Linked DNA regions of Mus musculus: region 2 is linked to region 1. Evidence: chromatin loops called from intact Hi-C (ENCODE). Cell type or tissue: left cerebral cortex. All regions are shown on one strand. Each heading gives the region's core, and the rest is flanking DNA. Links, peaks and the distances in the headings are about the cores only. Region 1 holds the start of U2af1 (U2 small nuclear ribonucleoprotein auxiliary factor (U2AF) 1). Region 2 holds the start of Pknox1 (Pbx/knotted 1 homeobox).

Region 1 (15,343 bases), core at 3,296-11,295:
ATAAAGCCACACATAAACATTTCCCCCCTCCTATAGTCCTTATTTCTAACAATAAAACAAAACCAAGCATTTAAACCAGGGACTGATTGCCAGGTGACTGCTATCTCAATTTAGAGAGTGCTCTATCATCAGGTCAGGGTTAGCGTCACAAACACTCAGCACCTCAGCAGGAAACACATGAAAAGCCCCATCTACACAGACAGGGGCACCAGAGGTTTCCCAGCCTGGCCAGCTCCAGCAGGTGGTCGTCCTGGGACCATTTATTTTCAAGAGATGAAGGTTTTGGTGAGGGGTGTGGTGGATTAGGCCTGTGGCATCCAAGGGGAGTCTACTTTGGGTCTGGACGTGACTGCATCCCAGTGCTCAACGGTAGGAATAACAGTGGCTCCCAGCACAGGAAGTGATGTGCAAGGTTTACTGATGCCAGCTTAAGCTGTCACCCCACCAAGTACCCTTCATTACCAAACGTAACACACTACCCCCCAAAGCTCGAGATGCTATCTACGTAACGTGGGTGGCTAGACACTGAGCATCCCTTCTGCTGAGTGCTCATCTGATTAGCACACCTGCACGGGTGGGTGAGTCAGTGCAGGCTGCAGACCCTCACCTGGGAAACACTCAGAACAAGGCCCTCACAGAAGAGCATGACCTCTGACATGCAGTTTATGGAAATGAGGCTAATGAGCAACAAAAATCTTAAAATTTCTAAGCAATTTCCACCCGAGTTCCAGAAAGCGAGAGAGCCATTCAGATGCCGCTGCTCTTCAGAGGGAAGAACAGACCTCCAACTCAATCCCAGTGCATCCCAGGGTGACGGTCCAAGTGCGGAGGGAGCAAGAGCAGCAAGTCCCAACTACTTCAAGGGTGCCCTTGCCAGTCACTGTCATCCTGACTAAGGGGCAGGAGTTCAGATCTCGAGGTGAGTGGGGACAACAGCTCCTGCCATCTCTAGGACGCGGTTCTTGACACTAGCACAGCAGACCAGGTGGATGGACACTGAGCTCTGACACGCAAGCCCAGGGAACCAGGGAAGGAACTTGTATGAACTTACAGCGCAAACCGTCAGCAGACTGGGAAGAGTTTTGAGGGTTACGGTAAATGTTCAAGAGGGCAATGGTCTGAAATACAAAACGCAACAACTTTATATTATGGAAATTAAATGTACACACTTAACCGGCTGCCTGTGACGATCGATCGCTTCAGTTGAGTCAGTGCTGAAAGAGAGCGGGTTATTTCCCTCGCGCAGAGGTGTCCCCTTAGTTGGTGGCTGTCTTGAGCTACGCTAACTCTGCAGTGCAGGGAGATCTCATGAGATGCCAATATCGCACTTCTGCCCACAGCGGACTCTCCACTGCTAAGTGCCAGCCCAGCAAGGATGGCACCAGCTCTTAGCTGACAGAGACGGAGAGGAAAAGTGCTTGCACCTGCAATGGACCAAGCGCTCGCTGTACCAGAGAAATACAATATCTCATGTCATGAAATCTCCACTTCCTAGAGGAAAAATTATAATGGTGAAATAAAACCCACAAGTACTGGGCAACTTACCTTGTTGACTCCTTAATATTCCTACCATTTTAACTTTACAGAAAGAACTTAAGAAAGGCCAGGGTTCAGTCACAGTAAAGGCCGACAACTGGCTACCGGGCTAAAACCCGCTTCCTGTAGGTGGACACTCTCATGACAAACATAAGTCAACAGGAGAGGCCGGCCAGTGACTTTCCCTAGGAGAGCGCCTCCTGAGCGCTTGTGGCCCCTGTCAAGTTCTGGCTGTGCGCCACGAGGTTCCAGCACCGTGTCCTGTTTGCAACAGCTCTATGTCAGCAGCTCAGAGCCAGCGTTATGTCTCAATTAAGAGTGGGCTCTTGAACACCATCGTTTAAAAAACTTTCTCCAACTGTGGGACTTACAGTGTGAGCCGTCAGCCGTCTGTGCACTGTTTTGGGGATTACGATAGATGTTTTGAATCAAGATGGTCTGCGGGGAAAAAAAATAAAAAGGGGAATTCTACTGGCTGCTGTGCATATATTAGACAATTGCAAAGAGACAGTTTGTTTGCAAACGGTTAACGTTTGTTTGTTGTTTTTCTCACAAGTCAGACACTTGTGTCTTGTGCAGAGTATACCAAAACCATCATATTATGAAAACAGAGTTTGAGCAGTGACTTGGGTCAAGTCAGCCAGCAACCAAGAAGAAATTGTATTTGTTGTTTGAGTGGTCCCCGTTACCAATAATAAAGTGCTTCAATACAAGATAAGAGAATGCTAACATTTTCTTGTACTTCAAGCCAGCACACAACAGGTTAAAAAGTCACATAATCGCATTCCTCACACAATGTCATCTGTCCTAACCAAATGCATACTTCAACTGTACGCAGTACTAAGGTCTCTGGTCTCTTAGCAAAGCAGCCACGCCAGTTGTCTTGGATACCCGACTCTTATTTACACTTTCTTGGTGGGTCTCTGTTTACATAATACAATAGTTAAAACATTTGCTCTTTTGCGATCCTTCTTTTTAAGGAAAAAATCCTTTTAACCCTTGTGCTTTTAACTGGATCAGGCAGACTTGAAACCTTACACTGTACCGTTCTTCTTAAAATCAAGTTGTCTGAAAAAACAAACCATGTTGAAGTTAGTAAGCTAATATAGTACATCAATCTCACGCCCACATCACTAGAGCTTACAAAGAAACCCACCCTGAATTCCACTACCATCATGCTAGCCAATACTGCGTGACCTACAGCAGACTGCCTCTCAACAACCTGCTGGAAAGAAAGCAGCTCTAGGTGCTCTGCAGACCAGAGCTCAGCTTCCGGCTGTGCTCAGAGGGTGCAGGGCGAGGAACAGTGCCTGGGAGACAAGTCTGCCGCTGGAACCCACCTGGGAGGAAGGCTGAGCATCAGACCACACACCCTGAACCACTGGGTTAAAGCAGCCAGCCCTCAACCACCCTGGCGGGCCTGCACCTGCAGAGGTTTCCCAGAGCTGACTTTACCCAGCTCCCCACTGGAAGCATGGTGACAAGTAGATACCTGGTCCCTGCAGGTCTCCCCAGTACTGGGGCCGACAAAGGCTGCTCACTGTAGGGAAAGCAACGTAAAAGGGGAAGCTATAGTTACCTCTGACTAGTCAACCAAACTCCACTGAGGTAACTGTTGTTGTGTTGAGCTTACATAGTATACGGGGCCCACCTCCTGGCTTTGTTCTAGGCCTCAGTGCTTAAGAACTCTTGAGGCAACCAACTGTGTGCAACACTGGCTCAGAGAGCACTGGGAGCAACTTCTCTCTGCCCACAAGCTCACATGCCTGTCAACCAAGTACAGAGACACTGAAGGCATGCAGAGTCAGCAGCCTAAGACCACTGGGTCAGCTGGGAGATTTTGTTAACAGACAAATAACTCACTCATAACAGTTTAAAGCAGATGGTTTGATAAGTCTTAAATTTCACTAAAAGAGAAGGACCCTTTAGGGTCATTAGGACAGATGCCTCTGATACTAACCACAGGGCAGCCAAGGATAATTGGGAATGCTCTCCCCTCTAAAAACATCCAGTGCTGTGGTTTCCTGGGGTAACACAAGGCTCCCTTCTTCCTTATATATATATAACTGGCAAATGTTTTAACTTTCTACAGGAAAACTATCTAGTATAGAAGAAGGAAAACCCTGTGAAAGGAAGATGCCCTGCAGCTGTATGTAGCCTGTAGGCTGTACGCAGTCACTGTACACAGGCCTGGACGCAGCAGTCCAATCTAGGTAGGCTCAGGGAGACCTTCCAGTCTCCCACCTCTTCATTTATTAGCAAATCTGTGCCAGGACTCAACTGCCTTTCCCCCACAACCCCTACTGCCCCACCAAACGAAATATGGGACTCAGTTTAACTCTGGTAGACCTAAGCCTAAGATAACGAACACCTCTCAGTGAACTCAAGAAACCCTGACAGGAGCAACTTATGCCCATCTTTAAGTTTCTATGCTCAGGATGCCTTGTGGTGTCAAACCATGGACCTCTCTGGGGTATTAGAGTATGCTGGGTCTGCTGATAGACATCTATGCCAGCACGCCTCACCCAGTGACTGCATCACTACTGCTCAGTGAGGAGAAATCCCTCTATATCCACTAATGTCTCTGTAAGGGAGAAGAAAGGGGCGGCAAACTCCAGCTTCAGCCAACACCCAACCATATTTTAAGAAACTTCTCTAAGGTCAAGGACATCAAGACTTCCCACTGGGTAGGTCCATCACCCTCTGTAACAAATGCAAAATAAAACCAGAGGGAAGATTTAACTTGCTGAGTGCATGAGAATGTTAATCGCTCCTGAAAGCACAAGAACTTTTGATAATTTGTGAAAAATAAAAAAAAAAAAAGCAAAAAACCCAGCAACACACAAACCTGGCTAAAGGTTGGTTTATTGTGCAACCGAGAACATCTGTCTCCATGACGACATGCTCCGATTTTGAAATAAAATGAACAGTTGACTCTGTAAAGGGAAAACAAGAACTGATTATTTCTGGCAAGATGTGGCAGAAACGCCATTAACTTGAAGCTACTTCTCAGCTACTTTCTTCCATGCTACAGAAGTCAGGCAGCTCTTGCAGGCAGTGTTAGAGGTCACCACTCTAGCTCCCACAGGATTTCTAATTCTTTTTTTTTTTTTAAAGATTTATTTATTTATTATATGTAAGTACACCGTAGCTGTCTTCAGACACTCCAGAAGAGGGCGTCAGATCTTGTTACAGATGGTTGTGAGCCACCATGTGGTTGCTGGGATTTGAACTTTCAGACCTTCAGAAGAGCAGTCGGGTGCTCTTACCCACTGAGCCATCACACTAGCCCAGGATTTCTAATTCTAACTTGCCTCCTGCTACCCCAAGCTCCTCCCCCACCCCGCCTTTTAATTCTGTGGGTCCTGGGTGCTGCAGGGGCACTGTTCCAAGGATGTGTTGCTTGCTCACAGGCTTGAGTGCTGTCACCACGTAAAGAAAACAGAAAACAAAGTCCAGGCTCTTTCCAACTCATGCACCAAACCAAGAGGAAATTTCCAAACTGCTCTGAAGCAAGCAGGTCTCTTGGCTTCACCTCAGTGCAAATGTGCTATGTGGACGGCTAGCCTGCTTCCCACATCACACATGAGCACTTCAGCTGCCACAAAGCTCTGCTCAGATACTCCAAGGAGCCACAAGCAACCAGAACCATCAGGTGCTGGGTTTTGGTTTCGTCTGAGCTTCTACTTGATGTAGCTTCCCTATGAAGATGTCAGCTGCAGAGGCAGGACTGCCGTCCCATAGATACTTTTAGTGAGAACCACATGTTTAAGTCCTGGCCCTGGAGTAAAGGCTGAAGGTCACATGGTGGACGACCATAAAGCCCAGGTATCCTCTGCTGATCAGACAGCAAGTCTGTGCGCTTATCTGCAAAGGAGAATGGGTTCCTTACTTTACATAACCTAACTTGATTAGGTAATGGGCAAACTTCTTGGCTGAAATACTCAAGGGTTCCACATAAAACAGCTCTCAAACCTGCACTCCCAGCAAACACTTGGCCTCAGCTGAGTGGCGGCAGCACACACACCATTACTCCCAGCACTTGGGAGGCAGAAGCAGGGGGATCTCTGAGTTTGATACCAGCCTGGTCTACAAAGAGCTCCAGGACAGCCAGGGCTATGCAGAGGTGATTTCTGTCAGACAAGCTTGGGTCTAGAGAACAAGTCACAGCTACATATTTGATTGGTAAAAACTCACTACTTAAAAAGCCCCAAAGTTACCCAGGCGGTGGTGGCGTACGCCTTTAATCCCAGCACTTGGGAGGCAGGCAGATCTCTGAGTTTGAGGCTAGCCTGGTCTACAGAGTGAGTTTCAGGAGAGCCAGGGATACAGAGAAACCCTGTCTGGAAAAAACAAAACAAAACAAAAAAGCCCCAAAGTTAATAGGTACCCATGTTCCTGTTTCAGCTAAAACCACATAAATAATCTCAGTTTGTTTTTTTTTTTGTTGCTGGGTTTTTTTTTTGTTTTTTTTTTTTTTTTTTGGTTTTTCGAGACAGGGTTTCTCTGTATAGCCCTGGCTGTCCTCGAACTCAGAAATCCGCCTACCTCTGCCTCTCGAATGCTGGGATTAAAGATGTGCGCCATCTCGCCTGGCTCTGTTTGTTGGTTTTTAAAATTGTGAATAGCTTGTTGAGATGGCCCTTCTCCACACAGACATGAGCACAGGGCCTGAGTGACTATGCTTCTGGTTTTGAAGTCCCAGCCTTTAGGCATCATCACAGGGAAACCTCTCATGTGAGAACTGGCATACACGTGTTCTAGCACATTTTCTCTGCAACCAGTTTAGAGAAGGTACTCTTCCATAACACCAAGCAAATTTGCATGTATTTTTGAGACAGAGTTGCTAGGTCCTGGAACTTTTTTTTTTTTTTTTTTTAAAGATTTTTTTTTCCCCCGAGACAGGGTTTCTCTGTATAGCTCTGGATGTCCTGGAACTCACTTTGTAGACCAGGCTGGCCTGGAACTCAGAAATCCGCCTGCTCTGCCTCCCAAGTGCTGGGATTAAAGGCGTGCGCCACCACTGCCCGGCTAAAGATTTTATTTAATGTATATGAGTACACTGTAGCTGTCTTCAGACACTCCAGAACCTTACATATGGTTTTGAGCCACCATGTGGTTGCTGGGAATTGAACTCTGGACCTCTGGAAGAGCAGTCCGTGCTCTTAACTGCTGAGCCATCACCAGTCCTGCTTCCTAGAACTTGTTATGTAGACCAGGCTGGAACTCAGAGATCCACCTACCTACCTCTGCCTCCAGAGTGCTGGTACTAAATGTACCACCACACCTGGCTTTTGAGTGTTGATTTAAAAGTACTTTAACGGCTTTACTTTAAATTACATATATGGGGAGGGGGAGGGGTGCCCGTGGCGGCCAGAGGCAATGGATCTCCCAAGATCTGGCACTACAGGTGGTTGTAGGACATCAGATTGCAATAAAGGGGATTCAGGGAACCACACTACTGGCCTCTTCAAGAGCAGTTCACACTCTGAACCACTGAGTCATCTCTCTAGTCCCTTTAATGTATTTTAGTCATCCTTAACACAAGGCACAACCTTCCTCCATGACTTCCTGAGAACCCAGACTTTATTCCAGCTGATTCTCCAAGACTGGTCTAGACCTAACATCCAATTAAATGTCTCTTGAGTGACTGCCGATTCAGGCATGAGACTTTTAGAAACATCCCCTCTTTCAAACACTGAAGACTGTATAAAGGTGCCTGATCGGACAGCCTCCATCCTGGAAAACAGAACATTTTAAGAGTGAGAATGTGGCACCAAAAACGTTATCTATTGCAAACGCTTACCACCGTGACTGACATCTGCATAAACCTTGTACAAGATTCAGAAACATAAAGATGGTGACTACTTACTGGAAGCAGATTAAGCCAGATACTTAAATCCTTAGGTTTTCAAAGTAGGAATTATCCTTGAAAGTGTCCGAAGACATTCCCCTTAACCTAAATTTCAGCCGACACGCGGAAATGAGTATGTGCCTCGCAGCACACGACCACAGGCGGGAATATTGCTATTCCTTTTCCTCTTACCCTAACAGTTGGCTACGGAAATGCAAACCTTAATTTAAAAAGAAAGGCGGGTCCGCCAACGCTTAGGCAGGCAGGAGGTTTATTCGGTCGAAACCGCTCCCAAAGGTCGGCCCCAGCACTGAATGCTAGAGAGGACGGGGCCACAGCACTTCCGACACGATAACTCAAAGCCTAAAGTTGCAAGAAACGTGTTACTTCGCCACAGAAGCCCCGGGCAGCAGTGGGAGCGCGGCGTGGGGCAGGGCCCCGCGTAGAACCCGGCATGGAGCGCCCGCGGTGGAGCTCGAGGCGCCGAGGCCCAGCCCGAGCCGCCCGCCAGTCCCGCCGCCCGGCCCACGAGGCGGCGGCGCCGAGCCGCGCGAGGTCTCCAGGCCCGAGCCAGCCGCCACGCCTGGACGTCACCGCCGCTTGCCTCGACCGGCACCCGCTGCCCGTCGCCTCCCCAGCCCAAGTCCCGGCAGGCCGGCCCTACTCACTTGTCTTTTTCGGTGCCGAAGATGGAGGCCAAGTATTCCGCCATTTTCGAGCGGACGACTCAGGCACGGCAGCCGACGCTGCCGACTACGCCGACGTCCCTCCGGAGACGTCACCCGACGCGACGACGCTCTCCCCACCCGTCGTAGCGACTCTGTCCAATTGGGAAAGGTGCTGCCAGCGCGGGGGCGGGACGAAGAGCATGAGGAGGCTCCGCCCCTACCCTGGCGCCTGCGCACTCCTTGGCGCCCGGGCGGGTCCCGCGCATTGCTTGCGGCTTAGGCTGTGGACAGCCGCTCCGCGCGTGCTCAGCACCGCTGTTTCCCGCTCCCGCCGCTGGGACCGCGCCCTCTCCCCTTGCTGGCCCTCCTGTCCCAGGCCTCCCACCAGTGCAGCTGTAGATAAGGGGCTCTGTCCGGCCTCCTGGAGGGCCTTAAACCACAGCATCCTCACAGTCACAAGGCTCACCTTCAAGTCACCAAATTTCCAGGCAGAGCCTAATCTCCGTTATCTCAGGCAGAGACCCAGGCTGCGGGGTCATCTTGGTTGGATGACTTTATCTGCTCTCTCTGGCTATAGAGCCACTTCCATCCGAGGACGAACCGTGGAAGAGGGTTGTGGGAAGCTGGGGTCTCCTCACAGGCTCTCACTAGTTAACCTGGTTACTGGAACCAGGATGAATGACCCGATCAGGTCCACCAGACCATTAGTTTGTTCATCCTTCTTTCTTCCCACACGCCCATTCACCCCTCACTAATTAAGCTACCCAACTATCCATGCCTCACCCATTCATCTTCCCCTGTCACATCTATTTATCTCTTATTTGGAGACATTAGAAGAATAAGCCCTGTGACACATATATAGACACAGGCTGCTACGATGTTTGTTTTATTGAGCGTGTTTTGTTTTTTGTTTCTCCATGGGATGGTCTTGTGTATGCATCAGGCTACATAGCTACTATGTACAGCTACAGATGACCTTGAACTTCTGATCCTTCTGAATCTCTTACCATCCTGAGTGCTAGGGTTACCAGTGTGTACTACCAAATAGGTTTATATGATGCTGTATGTTAAGCAAGCACTCTATCAACTGAATGACATCCCGAGCCTTGGTTGGTGTAATGTTTAAATCCACTTTTCTGAGTTATGGAGAAGAGGCTTCTGGGTATGTCTGTGAGGGCAGGGATAACCACTTCATACTTCGCCATGCATTGTATCACTGGGCTCTCTCTCCCTCAACTACAAGTAACTAATACAGCTGGTATAATATTGCTCCAGCTGACATGACAGAGAGTTTAAAAGAATACAGACCTGGTGACATCTATTCCTGTTGGTGGCCTTCTATGGCTCCCAAGGCTCTAAGTATACAGGCATCTTTCCACTTTTTGTTTTGTTTCTTTGTCTGGTTGGTTTTGTTTTCCAAGATAGGGTTTCTCTGTGTAGCCCTGGCTGTCCCGGAACTCACTTTGTAGACCAGGCTGGCCTTAAACTTACAGGGATCCACCCGCCTCTGGGTCCTGAGTGCTGAGCCTTCCTGGTGTGTACCAACACCACCTGGCTTCAAATGTAAAAAGTTTAAAAGGCAAGCTGGGAAGCAAGTGATAAAATACTGGTATTGATCTTGCACAGGCAGTGCCAAGATCTATCTATCTATCTATCTATCTATCTATCTATCTATCTATCAGTGAGTGATACGAGACCCCAATACTTCTCCAGTCATTTATCTTCCCTCTTCTTAAAGGATATAAAACTCAATGCACACCTTTTATCCCATGTTTGGAAGGCAGAGACTGGTGGATATATATGAGTTTAAGGACCAGCCTGGTCTCCATAGAGAATTACAGACCAGACAGATCTACATAGTGAGCCCCTCCAAAAAGAAGGAAGAGTGTTGGCTGAGCTACTCAGTGCTACAAATGCTTACTTAGCATTCATTCATAAGGCTCTAGGCTCAATCCCCAGTGGTTTTGTGTTTAAGGATACAGATAAAAGAGGGAGGCAGTGGTGGTGCACACCTTTAACCCTAACATCTGAAGCAGAGGCAAGCAATATCTGTGAGTTCAAAGACAGCCTTGTCTACAGAGTGAGTCCCGAACAGCCAGGGCTACACAGAGAAACCCTGTCTGGAAAAAAAAATGCAGATAAATGGAATTTATAAGTGCATGTGGGAAGCTCTTTGCCAGCAATAGAGCTGGCAACGAGGATGCTACCATATGCCAGGGAGAGCAGTAAGCTGGCCGTGACAAGCTGCAAAGAAGCAGGAGCAGTTGAACTTTAAAGGTGAGCATGAATATGCAAAAGTGCAAAGCAGTAAAGCAACCTGCCTGGATGGACTGCTTCCTCGCCGGAAACAGCTGAGAACCACACTGGCAGGTTTTCTGTGAACCTGCTGCATGAAAACTATCATTTGAACAAGCACTAGGGGCTGAGGAGGCAGTGTGCCAGCCGGCTCCATTTCTAGTGAGGCAGGGAGGGCTAACAGAGGAACAGGTGGCACCGTGAAGCTGGCAGGTTGGAAAGGCTACAGGTGTGAGCGTGGGCATTTTGCCTCTTATGCAAAGGAAACCAGGAAATGTTCCCTGTCTGGCTTTCTGGTATAAGTCCCATAAATTCCTAACCGCTAAGCTGGCCTGGAAGAAAAGCCAGCCTTTGGTATTCTGCACAGCCCCTCAGCGCATCCATCCTGAATGTCTTTTGAATAGTCATGTTCTTGGCATTTACTGTCCCTCCCTTTATGAAAGAAGTTTTATATCCTTTAAGAAGAGGGAAGATAAATGACTGGAGAAGTATTGGGGTCTCGTACCACTCACTGATAGATAGATAGATCTTGGCACTGCCTGTGCAAGATCAATACCAGTATTTTATCACTTCCATAATTGCAAATGTTTAGACAATTGGCTAGTTCCATCAGCACATGCTTGCATGGTCTCTAGGTCTCTGGTTTTGTTTTATTTATTTATTTATTTATTTATTTATTTATTTTTTGGTTTTTTTGAGAAAGGTTTCTCTGTATAGTCCTGGCTGTCCTGGAACTCACTTTGCACACCAGGCTGGCCTTGAACTCAGAAATCTGCCTGCCTCTGCCTTCTGAGTGCTGAGTTGATTAAAGGCAAGGGCTATTACTGCCCGGGTTTTGTCTTATTTTTTTGAGACAGAGTCTTGCTGTGCAGCCTTGGCTGGCCTGGAATTTACTATGTAGACCAGGCTAGCTCTAAAGTGACAGGGATCCACTTGTCTCTGCCTTCCTGGTGCTGGTACTATAGGCATGCCATCATACCCACCCTGGGATCACTATGTTCAAAACAACCCAGGTCAGAGCCAAGCAATGGAGGCACATGCCTTTAGTCCCAGCACTTGGGAGGCAGAGGAAGGCAGATATCTGAGTTCTGGTCTACAGATGAGTTCTAGACCAGCCATGGCTACACAGAGAAATCCTGTCCAGAAAAACCAAACTAAATCTAACCAAAATAAACAAACAAACCAGAACAAACCAAAACCATCACCACTGCAACTAAATCAAACCAAATCAAAACAAAACAAAAACCAAACAAAACAAAACACCATAGCCCAGCTTTTGCATGGTGGCACACACTTTTAAGCCTAGTACTCAAGAATCAGAGCCAGTATAATTTCTGTTATTTTAAGGTCAGCCTGGTCTACATAGCAAGCTCCATGACAACCAAGAGACTACACAGAGGCTCTTTCTCAAAATCAAAACAAAACAACTAAACAAAGCAACCAAACAAAACGACCAAACAAATAATAATAGGGGAAAAAAAGGACTAGCCAGTCATAAGCCTGGTGACTTGGTTTCTTGGGCAGACCATTACCTCCCTGGTGCTGCCTCAGGACTTGAGATTCCCCTCAGTCCCTATGATGCCCACCTTTAACCTTAGGGCCATCAACACAAGATTGCTGGCTCCTAAGGTATCTATAGAGACTGGCATTTAGCTTCTAAGTAGCCCACTTAAGTCCAAAGGTCTCCCACTCCAATCAACATAAGAAAAGTTACAATGTATAATTACCTTGCTATTTAACAAGTTGCTTTGTTACTATTTAGGTAGTGGTGACCTGAGAGTCAACTAGAAGCCAGGTATAACACTATCCCTCTGCTATTTATCTCACCTAGAACAAGTAATTTAGTTACAAAAAATGTGAATGTATTTGATCTGGAATTCTGGCCCAGGCCATCATTAAATAGATACTATTTGTTGTTAGTTTTTCATTTGATACTGGATAGTTTGTTTCAATGTTTTCTGAAAAACTGCCCTTAGTTTCCTTCTATTTTCCTGATCCTTGCAAATGAGACTTTGTAACTATTTGTGTCAAGATGCATCCTCTTAGGGCTAGAGAGAGAGTTCAATGTCAGGGCAGTTTACAGCTGCCTGTAATTCTAGTTCCAATGCCCCCTTCTGGTCTCCTTGGGCACTGCATACACTTGGCAAGCACACCCACATGCAGGCATACACTCATACATAAAATAAAAGTTACACAATTTGGTGTTTTATATATATATATATATATATATATATATATATATATTTTAAAAGTCACCTCTGTTTTCACCTCCATGAGTTTGGCATATCCAGAATTGCTTCTGTACACGCATGTGGCAGAGTGACTTTGGCACCAGTCTGAGCCTAGGTGTCAAAGGACTAGGTTCTTCCGGTCTTGGGACTCTAGCTGCTGTGTAAGGTGCCTGGCCATTCTATGGCATATGAAAGCTGAGTGTACAGTGACCACCCAGTTGTAAGGCTGTGCAGATAGAATTGAATACCAGGCCAGATATGGTGGCACACGCCTTTAATCCCAGGCAGAGGCAGGTGGATTTCTGAGTTCGAGGCCAGCCTGGTCTACAAGGTGAGCTCCAGGACAGCCTGGGCTATACAGAAAAACCCTGTCTTGAAAAGCCAAAATAAAAAATAAAAAAAAAAGAATTGAATACCAGGTGCATTATTGTAACAATGGCAAGGCTACAGCAGAATCCTGTCTGATCCACCGCATCTCTTGGCAATTGCTATTTCATCCTTACTGGAGAGAGGACATAGGGAGAATTGAATCAGGAGCTGCCAATTCCCAAGACTGATGTGATCTAATATGGAAGAGATTCTCTGCCTCCCAAGTGCTGGGATTAAAGGCATGTGCCACCACACCCGGCTACTTTATGTTTTCTTTTTCTTTCTTTTTTTTTTTTTTTTCTTTTGTCTTGTGTTCACTTCCTGTCAACTGGTTGCTTGCTCTGCCTCTTGGCCTATGTTTGACTTTAATCCTGTTTACAATATTTAAGCAGAAAGATCTTGGATTAAAAGTGTAAACTACCTGCCAGGTGTGGTGGCGCATGACTTTAATCCCAGCACTTAGAAGGCAGAGGCAGGCAGATTTCTGAGTTTGAGGCCAGCCTGGTCTACAGGACAGCCAGGGTTACACAGAGAAACCCTGTCTCGAAAAAACCCAAAAAAAAAAAAAAAAAAAAAAACAAACAAACCAAAAAAAAAAAAAGTGTAAACTATGGCTGAGCCACACCACAACTAAAAAAACAGGTTGTTTTTGTTTTTTGTTTTTCCCCAATAAATAACACAATCTTAAGGTTCACAGTGTGATCAAGTATCCTGCAGCAGTCTGGGATTCCTTTTGGGATGATAAAAACATCCTGGAACCAGCTCTGTGTGGTGGGCTCACATCTATAGTACTTGAACTCAGGAGTCTGAGAAAAGATGCTTATTACAACAAGTTCAGGGTCATTTTGGGCTTCTAAGTGAGTTCCAGATTAGTCTAGGGCTCATAATAAAACCTTGTCACAACAACAAACAAACACATCCTCCAAAACAACAACAACAATGAGCCAAACAAGCAAGAGAATCCCGAGAGTATCCAGGAACTCGGTAGTGGGAAGGGGGGTGTGAGTCTGCTACTCTAAACAGGATGCACTGGTTACTCTTAGAGGCTGAAGTTGATGGTATGTCAGCCATGTTTCAATACTAGTGCTTGAAAAGTGGAGCTTGGGATTCTGGGAGGAGGGTGCAGGAGGAGATGGGTGGGATGATACGGTGGGGGAGGGCGGGTTGGGGGGGGGCAGAAGAATTTAGAACCAGGGGGAACCTGGCAGGAGGCTAGTGGACATTCAGGAAGGACACTCTGGAGAGTTTGGGCTGGACTGGAGGCAGAGGCCATGGGCAATCTGGAAAAGGCTTTGGTTTTGGCTGCCTGGGTATAAAGCAACCAAGGCTGCTGGGTTTCTGCTGGGTCTGCCCACTTCTCACTACTGGAGGCCAGCTGCCGAAGCCTGCCCAGGCGGACCTCATGTGGGAAACCTGGTCCCCAGTGCCACCTTGTGGAGAGGTGGGGCATTTCCAAGGTGTGACCCAAGAGGGCTTTGCCTTGCCGACCAGAAGAATGCTGTTAAGGGTTTTGGAAGGAGCAGGGTCCTGATAAAGGTGTTGTCTGTCACATGCTTCTTTTTCCTCTTCCCCGTTCCCTGCATTTCCTTCCTTCCTTCCTTCCTTCCTTCCTTCCTTCCTTCCTTCCTTCCTTTCCTCCTCCTCCTCTTCTCCTCCTCCTCTTCTCCTCCTCTTCCTCCTCCTCCTCCCCCTACCCCCCCCTCCTCCTCTTCTTGTCCTCCTCCTCCTTCCTCCTTCTTTTGGTTTTTCGAGACAGGTTTCTCTGTGAAGCCTTGGCTGTCCTGGAACTCACTCTGTAGACCAGGCTGGCCTCAAACTCAGAAATCTGCCTGCCTCTGCCTCCCAAGTGCTGGGATCAAAGGCGTTCGCCACCACTGCCTGGCTTTTTTTTTTTTTTCTTTCTCTTTTCTTTTCTTTTCTTTTCTTTTCGTTTCCTTTCCTTTCCTTTCCTTTCTTTTCTTTTCTTTTCTTTTCTTCTTTGTGTGTGTGTGTGTGTGCTTCCTGCATTTCTGCTTTCTGTTCTATTATGGCCTGATGTGGCGCTGAGATGTTTGACAGGTGCCAAACCCATGCTCCTGGATTTCTCCGCCTCGAGAGCCTTGAGCCAAATAACTCTCTGTTCTTTATAAATTATCCAGCCTCAAGTAGTCTGCTATGGTGGCAAACTATGGTAAAGACTTGAATGGATATTCTTACAAAGTACTTAAGACTTGTCTGGAACTCTTCGGATCTCAGCTCCTTGCAGGGACCACCAGAGGAAGTCCTTTGGTCAGGAGAATTAATATCCTTTGTGTTTGTTTTTCAAGAGAGAGCTTCTCTGTGTAGCCCTGACTGTCCTGGAACGAGCTCTGGAGAGCAGGTTGGCCTCGAACTCAGAGAGATCAGGATCA
Region 2 (15,343 bases), core at 4,023-12,022, 92 kb before region 1:
CTGGAAACCATCCAAAGCTTCCAGCTGTCAGAGTCAAACCAGGAACCATGGAAACCAGACCCTTGCAGCTCTGTGTCGCTCTCTGCTTACACTTTCAGGGACCATGCCTTGCTGGTGGGTGAGTCCTGACCCCAGCACAGTTCTTCCAGGGTGAAACCCCCACCACCCCAGCAAACATTTAGCAGACGAGCAGGTTTTACGTGTCTGTGTTGGTCGGTTATTACGGTTATTACGACTCCAAGGTCCCTGAGATTATCTACTTAAGAAGAAGGAAGGTTTAAAAGACTTACTTTTTTTGGAGGTTCTGACCCGTGGTCTATCAGCCCTGTTGCACTGGGCCTAGGCTGAAGCAGCATATTAAAAGCCTGGGGGGTGGGGTGGGGGAAGGGTGTGTGTGTAGGAGCTCCTCACAAAGCACCCAGGAAGAGGAAATAGGATGGGGTGAGCTAACTTCCTTCCCCTAGGCTCTACCTATTAAAGGCTCCACCACCTCCCAGTAACATCATAGACTGGGGACCAAGCCTTCCACACACAGCTGAGAACTGTTCTCCAAACCTTAGCAGTCACCACTGAGAAATACCGTGGGAAACTGTATCACTCTAGCGCCCCGGTCTGAGCCCACCACATGGACAGCCAGTCGCAAACTGGAGCTGTGGGATCAGGTTTAATCCGGTTGTGGAGGTGGGGAAGTGAACAACAGAGACTCCTCATGCAGCAAGGACCTGGTACCTCCAGGACAGCGGTGTCCAGATCGGAATTCCCTCGTGCACAGGGCCCAGCTTGCCCAACTGTGTGGGTTGATTAGTGCATGGTAGAGCGGGGGCTAAGAGAACCAAGCAACCTGGTTTCTCTGCCACAGATCTGAGGGATAGGGAAGGCTGTCAGGGCCTTGGAGGGCACTACCCTCCACAGCTCCCACATCTGGAAGTTCTCTGAATCCTATGGATGCTGCAGAGTGCATCTGTGCTCTTAGCCTGGTAGGTTTCCCTTCTCACATCAATCCCTAGGTGGGAAGCTTCAGTCAACCATGGCTCCACTTGGAACGTCAGATCCCACAGGCCAAGACTCCACCCCGCCACAGGATGGACCTCACTTCACACTTCAGGTCCTGGCTGGTATTGGTGCTTTGGATAGATTTGTATAAACTGGGAGTGGGGGGTGGTTATGCCTTGAATTTGAGTTCCTCTGAGTATACTTTGTCATTTGCTAGAATTGTTCGTAGAACTCTAAAAGACATTTTATATACATTGACCTCTTTATTTTCAAGGGGGAAGCTTTAAGACTGAGCATGTCGCAGAGGTTCTGAGGGATAGGGAAGGCTGTCATGGCCTTGGCGGGCACTACCCTCCACAGCTCCCACATCTGGAAGTTCTCTGACTCCTACAGTTCCTCTTTGTTGGTGGTTGCGGGGAAATATAAAAAAATGAACGAGCGAGCACTTGTGTCAGCAACTCTCTGCTCCAGTGGCCTTGGCTGGCCATGCACTGGTGGGCAATGGCTGACCTGTTTTTATCTCACGGAGACTCTCCGACTCAAAGCTCCAAAATCTCTCCACCCAGCTCTCTTAAGTTCCCACTGGTGGGTCATTACCACATCAGCCCCATGCTGCAAAACCCCCATGGCCTTTGTGGTGCATATCAGGCAAACCCACGCTTTGCCGCCATACCTTTCTCTCTTGAACTCAGATGAGCCGCCTCGGGAAGGAAAAACGCAACACAGACTTAGTTCAGAAACAGTGCTAACTCAGTCTCTGGGCACAACAACTAAAACCTAATCCTGTAAACCTTATTAGAATCTGATTCCTCTGGTGGTGAATCTTTGAGGATCTGCCATGATACCAGGAAACTCTAGCAGCTACATTCTGCCCTTATGCTCTCCCTGGTCCAAAAGGCTCTAACTCTCTCCTGCTTCCTCTTGTCCCCTTTCCAACTCGGAAGTCCCTCCTACTCACCCAGTGATTGGCTCCTTTATTCATTAGGGGATTGGTTCATAAGTCACCTGAGTACTTGTGACTCCTTGTCCACATATAAACAGCACCAGGCCCATCCAGAACAGTTGGTTACCTTTATGTTACTCTGCTATAACACCATGGGCAAAGCAGATTCTAGAAGGAAGAGTTTAAGATGGGCAGTGGTGGCGCACGCCTTTAATCCCAGCATTTGGGGGGGCAGAGGCAGGTGGATTTCTGAGTTCGAGGCCAGCCTGGTCTACAAAGTGAGTTCCAGGACAGCCAAGGCTACACAGAGAAACCCTGTCTCGAAAAAACTAAAAAAAAAAAAAAAAAAACCCCAAAAACCAACCAAACAAAAAAACCCCAAAAAAGAACTTGTCATTATGACCAAAATACTTGAGCCCACTTCCCTGTCCAAGCCCCAAAACTTGCCTGAAGCCTAGTTCTTCTGTTCCACCCTAAGACTAAAATTCCTGCCTTACCTTACTTCTCTATTACAGCCTAAAGTCATATTCTTGCTGAAACTTACTTCCTTATTATGCCCTAATGTCAGATTCCTGCCTGAAGCCCATTTCCTTGCCCTTGGCCAATGTCAGACTCCTGCCAAGTGGTACCCCAGAAAGCTTTCCACAAAAAGAAAAGAGGAAGAGAGGTAAGGACAGGATAAAGCATTTGGGGACCAGAAAGCACCTGTTAGCAACCTTGAGAGAAGCTGTGGTGCTGAGAGCAGGACCCCCCCCCACCCCCAGGCCTTGTTGGGGAGGGCAGTCCTGACTGAATCTTAAGGCCCTTCTGACCTCCTCAGCTATGAAATCACTCGGTCAGTTATGGTATCCCTAGGAAACTTTGTATACCCGGCATGAAGAGACTTGGGATAAGGGAGACACTTTAGGGATGGAGGGACTGACTTTGATTCTTACCACCCATGCGAAATGTCCCAGAAGTCTTACACACTTATAATCCCAGAGCTGGGGAGGCAGAGACAAGGGGATGCCTCAATTGGCAGGTAGCTCTAGGTCCAGTGAGACTTTGACTCAAAAGATAAGGTGGAGACTGACTGAGGAGAACAGCCAATGTTAGCCCCTGATCTCCACACCTCTCGCACCCACACAGTCACACACATGCACATGCACACAAGCACAGATACTACACACAAAGAGAAAACTAAAACAGAAGAGGGAACAACTCTAATGGAATCTACACATTATAATCGACTGTCTGGTTGCTTTGGCTTTTGCCCTTGTTTTTCATTCTTCAGAGACAGAGCCTCATATAGGCCTGGCTGGCTGGCCTGGAACTTCCTATAGCAAGGATGTTCTTTTTTTTTTTTTTTTTTTTTGGAAGGATGTTCTTGACCTCTCACCTTCCTGTCCCCAACACCAAGTGCTAGGATTACAGATAGGCAACACCCAAGCTTAGCAGGTTGATTTTGATACGAGGGATAGAGGTAGATGTGTCTTGCTAAAATCACTCCGGCTGGCTCTGAACTCCCAATCCTCCAGACTCACAGACTCAGCCTCTTTTATTTTTTCAAGACAGGGTTTCTCTGTATAGTCCAGGCTGGCCTCGAACTCAGAAATCTGCCTGCCTCTGCCTCCTGAGTGCTGGGATTAAAGGTGTGCGCCACCACGTCCGGCCAGACTCAGCCTCTTGAGTAGCTGAGTACCCCACACATTCATCATCACCCTCCTTCCAGACCCCCAGATCCCTTAAGGATACCCAAGGTCCTCCTCTACCCGACATGGAATGGCCTGTGTCCATCTGATACTTACTGGGCTGATATGCACACTGAAGTCCTAGTGGTCAGGGGCTACCATGTCTTTCTTTTTCTGTGAGGTCCCCTGCAAACCAGAGCGGAAGCTCAGTCCTTCAAGTTGCCGCCTTTGTCACTCTACCCTTCTGTGGGTTTTGCATGGAACACACTACCACCTGTCTGGCCTCCATCCCAGTCAATTATCTTTCTTACTGTCCAGTGTGGCTGATCTACACACAGTGTGGGTGACTAACTGGTCCCTCCCTCCCTCTGTTATACCTGCGGACATGTGTCCACCACAAGCACCTATACTCAAGAGGACTAAAATCCTCTTTGCTGTCAATGACAGTTGGGATAAAATCAGGGTAAATAAAATCTGATAAAGTTTTAGGTTCCAAAGTGAGGTCATGTCCAGGTGCTTCCTAAAGAGTGGGAAAAGCAGGTTGCAAGTTCCAAGATCATTCCTTTTAAAAATGGGAACAGATTCTACTTTTTTCTTTTTTTGGTTTTTTTAGACAGGGTTTTTCTGTGTAGCCCTGGCTGTCCTGGCACTCACTTTGTAGACCAGGCTGGCCTCGAACTCAGAAATCTGCCTGCCTCTGCCTCTCAAATGCTGGGATTAAAATCGTGTGCCACCACTGCTCAGCGAGTTCTACTCTTGAATTTCTGCATACGGTTGCTGTGTGTGTGGCTTCTCACTCATGCTCTGAAACATGGCCCTTAGGAAAGTGGTGAAGGAGCTTTTAAAATTATTTATTGTCTTAAGGATTTGTTTATTGTATTTATATGAGTACACTGTAGCTGTCTTTCAGACACACACTAGACAAGTACATTGGATCCCATTACAGATGGCTGTGAGCCACCATGTGGTGGCTGGGATTTGAACTCAGGACCTTTGGGCGAGCAGTCAGTGCTCTAAAGTGCTGAGCCAGCTCTCCAGCCATCCAAAATAATTTATTTTTATTTATGTGTATGTGTACATGTGTTTCTGTGTGTATGGACCCACAGATGACAGAGAGTGATGTAGGATCCCTTGGAGCTGGTGTGACAGGTGGTTTGTTACCTGACATTGGTGGTGGAAACCAAATTCCGGTCCTCTGGAAGAATAATAATGCTTTTAACCCCAGAGACACTTCTCCCACCCCTAAAAGTGAAGCTTTAAAGGGCATTGTAAAGACACAGAATGGGGGGCTGGAGAAATGGCTCAGCAGTTAAGAGCACTGACTGTTCTTCCAGAGGTCCTGGTTCAATTCCCAGCAACCACATGGTGGCTCACAACCATCTGTAATGGGATCAGATGCCCTCTTCTGTTGTGTCTGAAGACAGCTACAGTGTACTTGTCTTATATATAAGACAAATAAATAATATCTTTAAAAAAAGACACAGAACGAATGGTAAATAGCGTTAAATGTATAATATTCTTTCCTTAGAAGCCATCTGGATCTCAGCCCTAGGAGGAGGAGGTCCTGTGTGGTCTCACACAGGAAGCAAAGGATTCCTGGGACCTATGGTATGGTGATCTAATGACCCAACCATTGTGGGTGTTGACAACCCTGGGCAGGTGATCCACAGTTGTATAGAAATTACGATGATCAAACCATGGAGAGGAGTAACAGCCCAGCTTCAGTTCCTGCCTTAACATCCCTTGGTGACAGGCCATGATGTGGAAATAAAAACCAAATAAGCCTTTCCCAGGTTGTTTTGGTCGGGGTTTTAACACAGCAATGGAAAGCAAAACAGGATACTCTCTTTGGTTAATCCCTGCAATTTTTTTTTTTTGTTTTGTTTTGTTTTTTGTTTTTTCGAGACAGGGTTTCTCTGTATAGCCCTGGCTGTCCTGGAGATCACTTTGTAGACCAGGCTGACCTCGAACTCAGAAATCTGCCTGCCTCTGCCTCCCGAGTGCTGGGATTAAAGGCGTGCGCCACCACGCCCGGCTAATCCCTGCAATGCTTAATAACTTTGTTCTTTGAGGCAAGGTCCCTATGTATTCCATATTGGCTAGGACCTCAAAAGGTAGATAAGAATGAATTTGACCTTCTGATCTTTGTGCTTCGACTACCCAAGTGCTGAGATAACAGGCATATGTCACCATATTAAACCTGGTAAGGTTTAATGTGTGTTGGGGATCCCACCTAGGGTTTTGTGTATGCTAGGTAAGCACTCTTATCAGCTGAGCCATATCTTCAGCTCCCAAACCCAGTTTTTCAAATTTTAATATTGTTGTTGCTATTGTATGTGGACAAATGTGTGTGCATACCACACATGTGTTGGTAGTTGGTTTTCTCCTTCCACGTGGGTTCTGTGGTGAACCGAACTGTAGCTACAAAGAGAGTGATGCCTTGGGGTGTCTGTGGAGCCTTGAGGACACAGGAGGGTGTCCTACCAAACACATGCTGCGGCTTCCTCAGGCCCCTTCCAGCCAACAGTCCTGGGGTACAAGGCTCCTCCTGAGGAGTGTGGGGTCATCAGAACCGCTTTAATCTGTGTACGGATGAGAAGCACCGATCACACACTCAGGCGGCCACTGCATAAAACTGTTGCCTAGACAAGCCAGGCAAATTGAGGGCCTCTTTCGCTCTGTCTTTTACTTCGATCAGTGAAGCCACGGGGCCCGGGGTACGCTGCTGCAGATGATCTGGTTAGGCAGAGCTTCAACTAGAGACAACACTGTCCAGTCCTCCTAAGGAAAGGTCTCTTTCTTTCTTTTTCTTTCTTTTTTTTTTTTTTTTTTTTTTTTTTTTTTTTGGCCTGGAGTCCTAACGGACCAGATGTCAGACCGCAGTCACTTCACGGTCAGTCAGGAGACTGCATCCATGGTTAGATCCCAGGGCAAACATCTCAAGCGCTCAGTCCTTCGGTCTTTAAAGATGAACGCCTACCTCCTCGCGCCTACCCCAGCTCCAGAACCTTGATTGCGAGGCGCCGCTCAGAACGAAGGGCTAGAGCCGGGAGGCCCAGAATCGCGAAGGTCCTCTGATGGTACAGCCCGTACTCCCCGCCTGAGCTGCAGATGGTTCCACCCAGTTCCACAAACCTTTATCCGAAGGGAGGGAGCAGACGAGTGCGCAGAGGAGGCGTGGTCTATAGCTCTCTGGGCCACGCCCCACGGCGTGGTCATGAAACATAAGCTCTGCCTCTGGGGCGGGGCAGGCTGCTACTGGCGCCCGGGCTGGGCCGCTGGGTGGGGCCTGGCTGAGTGCGCGCAGCGGGGCGGGACCGGCCTCTGCCCCGCCCCGCTTGGGCCCTCCCCCGCCCCCTGCCTCGCCCCCGCCCCACCCGCCCCGCCCCCCGCCCGCCGTCGCGCTGGGCGGGGGCGGGGCCCGGGGTCGGCAGGCCCCGCCCCCGCGGTGAATATTGATGCGGCGCGCATCGGCGTCGCCCTCCTCCCATTGAGCGAGGCTGTGTCGCGTGGCCCGGCGTCGGCGTGACGGTTGGACGCGGGCGCGGCACTGCGGGTCCCGATTGCTGCAGCCGCTTGTCAGTGTGATGAAGATTGGCACCCAGGTAAGCTGTCACTCAACCGCTCCGCCGCCGCCGCCGCCGCCGCTCTCGCTGCCGCCGTCCCTATCAATCACACCGGCCGAGGCCGCCGCTGCCGCCGCCTCCGCCGCTGCCTCTTCCGCCGCGGGCCAGGCGGGCGGTCGGGCGGGCGGTGCCCCGGGCCGCACTTGACCCGCGCCCGGGGCGGGGGCGGGGGCGGGGGGAGGGGTGCGCCGATGGGGGGAGGGGGCGCTGAGGCCGCGGCGCGGGGGCGCGCCCGGCTTGTTTTCCTGTGTGGGTTCAGGGGCGCGGAAATTTCTCGAAGGCGGCAGGGCCTCCGCGCTGGGCCCGCTCGAAGCGCGCGCCTAACCGTCGCTCACGGAGTGCAGCTCGCGGCTGCGGGGGCGCGCGGGCCGGCGGGGGCGCGCGGCGGCGGGCTGAGGGCCGAGGGCCGAGGCCCGGGGGCGGCGCGGCAGGAAGATGGCGGCGGGGTCGGCAGCCCAGAGGGGCGGCCGGAGCCGGTGTGGGGCTTCCCGGGGGAGTCCGCGGATGGTGACAGCGTGTCGCGCGTGTCCACGGCCCGTCGGGGAGAGCTTCTCGAGGAGCGCTTGGTCCGCTGTGCCTGCTCCGTGTGTATCTGAGAAGGGAAGCGGTGCGGCTAGGAGCACCGAGCCCGGCGACGTCGCGGCTCCAGGCTCCGGAGGCCGTAGCCTGCGCGGTCGGTCCCACCGCGCCAGCCGGGAGCGCGCGGGCCACGGGGGCCAAGATTGAGCACACATCAGGGATTCTGGATAGTTGAGACGTGGGTGTCGGCTCGACAGGGAAGCCTCTTCCAGAAGTGACTTGTTTTTGTTTTATTTTATTTTTTTTAAAGATGTGGGTGATTTCCACTAAAGGATGGAAGAACACGCCTCTAAGCAGGCCTCCTGTCATAGCACTAGAAAAATGAGCTTTCCCTAAACACTCCAGGGAAGGATTTGACTGAGGCGGGAACGCGTTGCTAGCACGCTTTTTGTTGCTCATTCGGTGTCCAGGTGAGGCAGGCAAGAGTCCCTAAACCCTCCCAGCCTGTGCGGGCCATCCCGTTGGCAATAGCGCGCTGAGTCTTAGATCCACCATTGTGTGAGGTACCGTTGAAGCTTAAGGTTCTTCCTGGAGAACTTTGGCCACCAGGGCACCAGGAGTTGATGCTCCTTAAGAGAGACCCCTGTGCTTTAGGATAGAACAAGGATGGCTGGGAAGATAGCTCGGTTCCCCCCCCCCCCCCCGCCCCCAACCAGCTCTGTGATTCAGGGGGCGGCAGTTTACATTTGGTAACGTTTCTGTGGCCTTGTATCCTAACTTTAGGAGGTCCTGATTGTGAATTGTGGAAACAAAGTCACTGTAGGAGTAGTAACATTCAGTTACAAGCTTCACTTTGGCCCTGCACAGTTAAAACCAGAACTGTTGAGAGGAAAAGAGATTTGCCAAAGTTCGAAGTGTGGATCCAGGAGCTGAAACTTTCCCAGGGTCAAAAAGAGTACCAGTCATGTTGGAATAGCTCTCAAAAATATCTGATCTAGCGAGGTGGTGGTGGCACGCTCCTAATTCCAGCACTCAGGAGGCAGAGGCAGGTGGACCTCTTTAGTCTGGGCTATAGAGTTCAATCAAGATAGTCATGGCTACATAGAGAACCCTGTCTTAAAAAAAGTATTGGGCCAAAGTGTCTCATCGGAGCCCCGGATTAGCTCCCTGTGCAGCCGGGCTGAGCAGAGCTTTCCAAGTCCTTTGGGAGTGTGGTGAGGTTTCTGTGACAACTTAAATGCTTTGTGGACATGCCTCACACTGGTTTTGCTCATCTGATCTGATTGCCTTCCTCGCTGAAGATGCTTCCTTTTTGTTTTTGTCAGTTTCTGTCCTTTTTAGAAACCCATGTACATTCAGCTGTCTTTGGTAGGAATATGGATGAATGGATGTTCAGGGCCCTCTTCATGACCTGGCAAATTTTTTGTTGGCAGAGGTGACAAGGAATTCAAGAAGTACAACAGTCAGGAGAGCTTGATGTCCTGATGTGGTGTGGTCTAACAGTGGTTGAGGGTAAGAGAAGTTAGCCACAGCCTTTGGTGGGTTAGGCTGTCTTACAGTTAGCTGTGCTGAAACACAGGGAGTTCTTGTCTAGAGTGAAAGTTTCCATCTTGTCTAGAGTGAAAGTATGTTGTATGTGGTAGGATTGGTAGGATGAACAAAGTGGACTGGACAGTCATTTGGTGCAAAGCAGACAAAGGCCTGGCCACAAAGGCTGCTTCGTGTTACATTACTGAGGGTATGCCAGGTACCTCAACTGCTACAGCCCCTGCTGTTGAGCTATTGTTTAGGAAGTTCCCCCCAGAAGGCAGGCAGTGTGGCCTGTGGTTGGGAATTGTGTCTCTGATGTTCTGTGGTTCTTGGAACAGCATCATGGGAAGCGGATGGCGTAGCTTCTTACTCCAAGGATTTTCAGGGAGGTGGCGGGGGGGGGGAACATTTACAGAATCTTGAAAACCATGAGGTAGGGGATGCAGTTCACTGACGGAACTCTTGCTTTACAAAGCCCTGTCATTCCAAATATCCCTGCTCCAGATGATTTTATCATCTTGGGCCTTTCTCTGGAGTGATAGAGCGTGGCCATCCTGATGGGTAAAGTCACAAGGCCCTTCTTCCCGTCTGAGGGTAAACTGGTTAGCATGGGTTGTCAGTGCTCTGTGTATATAACATAATTTCTGTTCAGGGCAATCCTGTCACCTGAAGGCCCACCTTCTGATAGAGGTAAGCCTTCTCTGGTGACTCTGTGTGTGTGCTCACTGGGATAAGACGACAGGTGTCCAGTGGGCTCCCTTTGTAGTCACCATGTTGTCTCTACCTCATGTTCTCTCAGTCCTCACTTTTGCCGCCTTCCCTTTTGTTAGCCATGGACATGAGACTTCTGTGCTCGTTCTTCCTACACATCACCATCCGCACGGACAGCTGGGAGCTGTCTTTTTAAACATCAAACGCCCCTTCATTTTCTTGCCAGCAACCACAGTTTACTTCCTGTATGTCTGAAGGGGTCAATTTTAGGTATCCCATATAAGTGGAATAATTACTTTTGTGTGATTGACTCATTTCATTTAGCTAAGTTGCATTCATATTTTACCTTGGGTCTGCATTTCCATATTTTTAAGCCTAATAAAGTTCCATCCTGTGTATGCCCTCCATTTTGTTCATCTACCATTGCTGGAATTTTGGTTCTGCCTGCCTTTTGGCTATCATGGGTAATGTGGTCATGAACATGAATGAGTGTGCGAGTATTTGGGCTCTGCTTTCCGGGCGTTTGACACAGTCTCAGGAGTAGATGTCCACACCATGTTGGTTAAAGAACCATTGTCCTGTTTTTCCACAATAGCACTGCTCTACTCAGGGTTTCCAGATTCTCCACATCCTGGGATTTGAGTGTTTGGTTGTTTTGTGGCAAGAGACCAGAGCTTTGTAAACAGACAAGCACTCTATCCCTGAGCTCCACTTACAGCATCAGTTTTCTGTGTGGTTGGTTTTTAAATTGTCCTTGTATGTGAGATAACAATTTACTGTATAAATTGCATTTTCTAGTGCTTAGTGATGGTGAACATCTTTTCATGGATTTGACATTTGTGTGTTTTCTTTGGAGAAATATCTTTTAAATTCTTTGCCCACTTCTGAATCTAGTTTATGTGCATATACTTTATGTATAAGTTGTTAAAAGTACTTCTGTATCTGGCAATATCATATAATTTTATGCATGTTAACATAAATGTTTCTTACTTTAAAATTTTAAAGTTGGGCCAGAGAGATGGCTCAGCAGGTAAAGAAAGTTGTTTGTCACCAAGCCTGACAACCTGAGTTCAGCCCCAGACCCCACATGGTGTAAGAAGAGAAGTGACTCCTTGCAGCTTCCCTTAACCCCACACTAGCTGTGGTGTTGTACACACATACAATAAAGAGATTAATTTAAAAAAATGTTAAGTGTCACAGTTTTTTTTTTTAATATCTTATGGTTATGCCTGATATATCGGGGCCTTTGAGCACTAACTTTTGACTTTGTGTTTTCCATCTGAAAACTGGCTTTCTTCTCATCCACTCAACATGTACTCCTGGGTTGACAGGGAATCTGGTATGGAAAGGCAGCACCTGCTGGAAGAAGGGCCTGCTGGGGCCTCTTCCTGCACTGCACTGTGGATGTCCCTTGCGGCATTGGCAGTGCCCAAGGGAGAACGTTTGTCCTAGGGAAAGTGTGCTTAGCGTGGGAGAGTTGAGGTCCCCATTCTCTTCTTTCTTCCTTTGCTTTCCTTGTGCTAGGGATTGAACCTGGGACTTTGTACATGTTAAACACATGACCACTGTCGTCTGTGTCTCCCAGGACAGTCACTGTTCTAGTAACAAGGACATTAGGCAAGTTTTTTTGTGGCAGTTTGAGTTGATGCCGGTGATAGTCACATAGTCTTAAAGCTTTGATAATGAATTTAATAGCTACGATGGACCATCTAACTCAGCCTCAAACCAAATTTTAAGCCCCATAAAATGTCTTTTGTTAGGGCCGAGATAACAGGTAAGTGCTTACTGCACAAGTGTGGGACCCCAAGCTCAGATCCCCAGGAACCCACATAGAGCCCGATGTGGGAGCACATCTGTAAATCCCAGCACTCCCGGAGAGATGGAAGGCAAAGAGACTGAGAATCCCTGGGCCAGCTGGCCTGGCAAATGCAGCAACAGACAAAGTGACCTGATCTGCATATGCGTGCTCTCACACGTCAGCACTCACCCCCTTAGACTAACACAGTGTCTCTGTTATTAGAGTTTTGCTACGTCTTTAGTTGGATTCTGTACATTTTTATTTTTATTTGCTGTGTAGCCCAGGCTTGCCTCAAACCATTCTTCCTCTTGAGCCTCCCATGCAACTGAGCTGTCTGAGTAGGGGGTTGTAAGTGTGCCACTGTGCCTGGCACAGGTTTTATTTTAATAAGGTTTAATATCTGATTCTATTTGGATATTAAGTTTTAAATGGCACATTCTCAAGCTTTGTTTGAAAACTAAAGTGATTTCTTGGCAGATATTTTCCTTCAGATGAGTTACTTATTGACTGGCCATTACTGTGCCTGGGGATGAGGACCAAGGCTGTTTGTGATTTATGAGCCCCTGTCACTTAAGACTACTACTTTTTTTATTTCATTTTTTAAAGATTTATTTATTTTAAATATGTGAATTCACTGTCGCATTCTTTAGACACACCAGAAGAAAGCATCCAGTCCCATTACAGATGGTTGTGAGCTTAGCTACCATGTGGTTGCTAGGAATTGAACTCAGGACCTATGGTAGAGCAGTCAGTGCTCTTAACTGCTGAGCCATCTCTCCAGCCCCTCTTGAGATTTCATACACAGCAAACTCCCTTGACTTTGTGCTGGGTGACTAAGTCCCTAAAACCGCTCCTGGAGAAGGTGTCCCTTTGAAGACAGATCTTTGCCAGCTTTCTTAGAATGTCCTGGTATTTCAGGTGTGTTATAAAGCACATATAGAGCCGGGCCGGGCGTGGTGGCGCACGCCTTTAATCCCAGCACTCGGGAGGCAGAGATGGGAGGATTTCTGAGTTTGAGGCCAGCCTGGTCTACAAAGTGAGCTCCAGGACAGCCAGGGCTATACAGAGAAACCCTGTCTCGGAAAAAAAAAAAGCACATATAATTTGGACAAGGACCATCGGTTCATAAGGAGGATTAGTAATGGAAGAAGAATGTCGAGACAGTCCAGCATTCTCCAGTGCTATCTTTAGCTGCCTTCTGCTGTCATGTCTCTCTCTTAGTGCTGATTGTGCTTTCTGCAGACACTAGAACTGAGCTTGCCTAGAATATCCAGCTTCTCCAGCTTGGAGTGTAGGCTGACTTTGATGGCAGGTAGCACTGGGGAGCTGGAAAGGACCACAGGATGCTAATGCCTAGCCAATGACTTGAAAAAATACTTTAGGTGGGTGAAAAGTTGAGTATTCCAGAACTGCTAGGCCTACACAGAGAAACCCAGTGGAGACAGACAGATTAGATTCTCTTTGGTTTAGCCATGGCCTGTATTTATGTGGCCCTAGAGCTAGGGATCATTTTGTGACTGTGTGTGTTTGTCCATTCAGGTGGAGCCTATATTTGTATGGCCCTAAGGGGTAGGCAGAGAGACAGACAAACTTTGAAAACTATGTTTGTTTGTACATTTTAGTGGATATTTTTGTGAATATTTAAAAATATGTGTATGAGTGTTTTTGACTACATGTATGTATGTATATATACCATATATGTGCCTGGGGCCCATAGAGGTCAGAAGATAGCACTAGATCCCCTGGAAGTGGAGTTATACATGATTGTGAAGTGCCATGTAGCCTCTGAGACACAGATGTCTGTCTTCTTGAGCATCATGTATTTCCATGTTACCCAGGCTCACCTTGAACTAGACACAAGAGATCAATCATCCTGAAGTAGCTTCTTGGGTAGCTGGGAATGCAGGTGAGCAACTGCACACTTGCCTTATAAACATGTTGATGTGTAACTGATAATACAGGGTTGTTATGGAAACCAACTGGGATAGGTTTGCTATTGACTTTAGTTAGTGTAGTGTGAAAATAACTAGTTGATAACTGAAGATGGGTGAGGACAGGAAACATAACACACATACAGGATGACCAAACAGGGAAAAAAATTGTTTTATGAAATAGGTTTCCTCTGTGTAATAGAGCCCTGGCTGTCCTGGATACGCTTTGTAGACCAGCTGGCCTCAAACTCTCAGAGATCAGCCAGAAAAACTTTAAAAAAAAAGATTTACTTATTTATTTTATGTACGTGAGTACACTATAGCTGTACAGACGGTTGTGAGCCTTCATGTGGTTGTTGGGAATTGAATTTTTAGGACTTCGGCTTGCTCCAGTCAACTCTGCTTGCTCAGTCCTTGCTTGCTCTGGCCCAATGATTTATTTATTATTATACATAATTACACTGTAGCTGACTTCAGATGCACCAGAAGAGGGTGCCATCCTATCACCACTGGGCAGATAAAGCCATACGATTCCCATTTTATTTTATTTTGATTTACATATATATGAGCTGGAGTTACAGGCAGTCGTAAGCTGCTAAGGGATTCTGGGAACTGAACTCAGATGCTCTGTAAGAAAATATACAAATTTAAAAAATGATTTATTTATTTCATGTATGTGGGTGTACTGTCGCTGTCTTCAGACACTCCAGAAGATGTCCATTACAGGTGGCTGTGAGTCACCATGTGGTTGCTGGGAATTGAACTCAGGACCTTTGGAAGAGCTCTTATCCACTGAGCCATCTCGCCAGCCCCAGAAAAACTTTTTTTTTTTTTCAAGAGAGGATTTCTCTGTGTAGCCCTGGCTGTCCTGGAACTCACTGTGTAGACCAAGCTGACCTCGAACTGAACTCAGAATTCCGCCTGCCTCTGCCTCCCAAATGCTGGGATTAAAGGCATGCACCACTACTGCCCGGCCCCAGAAAAACTTTTTAACAAAGGAGAATTGAGAAATAAAACCATATGACATAAGCCCAAAATATCAGGAATCACAATTAGTTTGAAGGGACTCAATATCTCATCTGATAAAGTTCCAAGTTAAGCAGAAAGATGTCATCTAGCCAAACAAGCTGCTATATAAGGCAGCTAAGACTGACAAGTAGATGGGAAACAAGGGGTGGAAACTCAGCCTGCCAGGAGCAACTGCCAGGCAAGAAAAACTCCTGGTGTCAGTACTAGATGAAAGAGAAAAGTCCTGGGGCCCACGTTGTCTCACTCAAAGTATCAATACTAGTGTTAAACTTTGTATGTTTCATTATCTTTACCCAAATTGATTATAGCGAGAAAACTAACATACATACACTGGCAGAGAGACATCTCCCAGAAAGGTGGAGAGGAGGGAGGGGGAGAGGGAGAGAGGACGAGAGAGACTATCTCCTGTGACTCTCAGCAGCCCAGTGACTAAGTGGTGTCAGGAAGGACAGGAGCCTGATCCCTCTGTCAGGATCTCACAGGCTTCACTAGTGAGAAATATCTCTGGGTATTGCTACATGTCCCCAGGGTGCCAAAACTGTCTACAGTTGAGAACTGCTGATACAGAGGATTTAAACAATATGACAAATGAA

The links. Hi-C counts contacts between places; a loop is a spot of excess contacts. Peaks named below come from ENCODE experiments on the same cell type or tissue, not always from the same donor. Only the 100,000 strongest peaks of a DNase experiment are listed, where the experiment ranks them.
Region 2: a loop joins it to region 1, with 4 times the contacts of the local background. A loop is called at or near these places in 10 of 42 quality-filtered maps.

What each region holds. Positions count from the first base shown.
Region 1 is chr17:31,650,595-31,665,937 of GRCm38, forward strand. It overlaps U2af1 (U2 small nuclear ribonucleoprotein auxiliary factor (U2AF) 1), which reads right to left and starts at 8,160. Exons shown (of 8, transcript NM_024187.4): 1 at 8,059-8,160; 2 at 4,385-4,472; 3 at 1,052-1,118. The coding sequence starts at 8,102. In left cerebral cortex, for the core only: CTCF peaks have their summits at 4,829 and 8,061; DNase peaks (open chromatin) are centred at 7,710, 8,250, 10,319 and 10,494; H3K4me3 peaks cover 2,089 bases; H3K27ac peaks cover 1,411 bases.
Region 2 is chr17:31,557,678-31,573,020 of GRCm38, forward strand. It overlaps Pknox1 (Pbx/knotted 1 homeobox), which reads left to right and starts at 7,096. Exons shown (of 11, transcript NM_016670.3): 1 at 7,096-7,211. In left cerebral cortex, for the core only: a CTCF peak has its summit at 8,310; DNase peaks (open chromatin) are centred at 6,277, 6,795, 7,114, 7,603 and 3 more places; H3K4me3 peaks cover 3,505 bases; H3K27ac peaks cover 2,464 bases.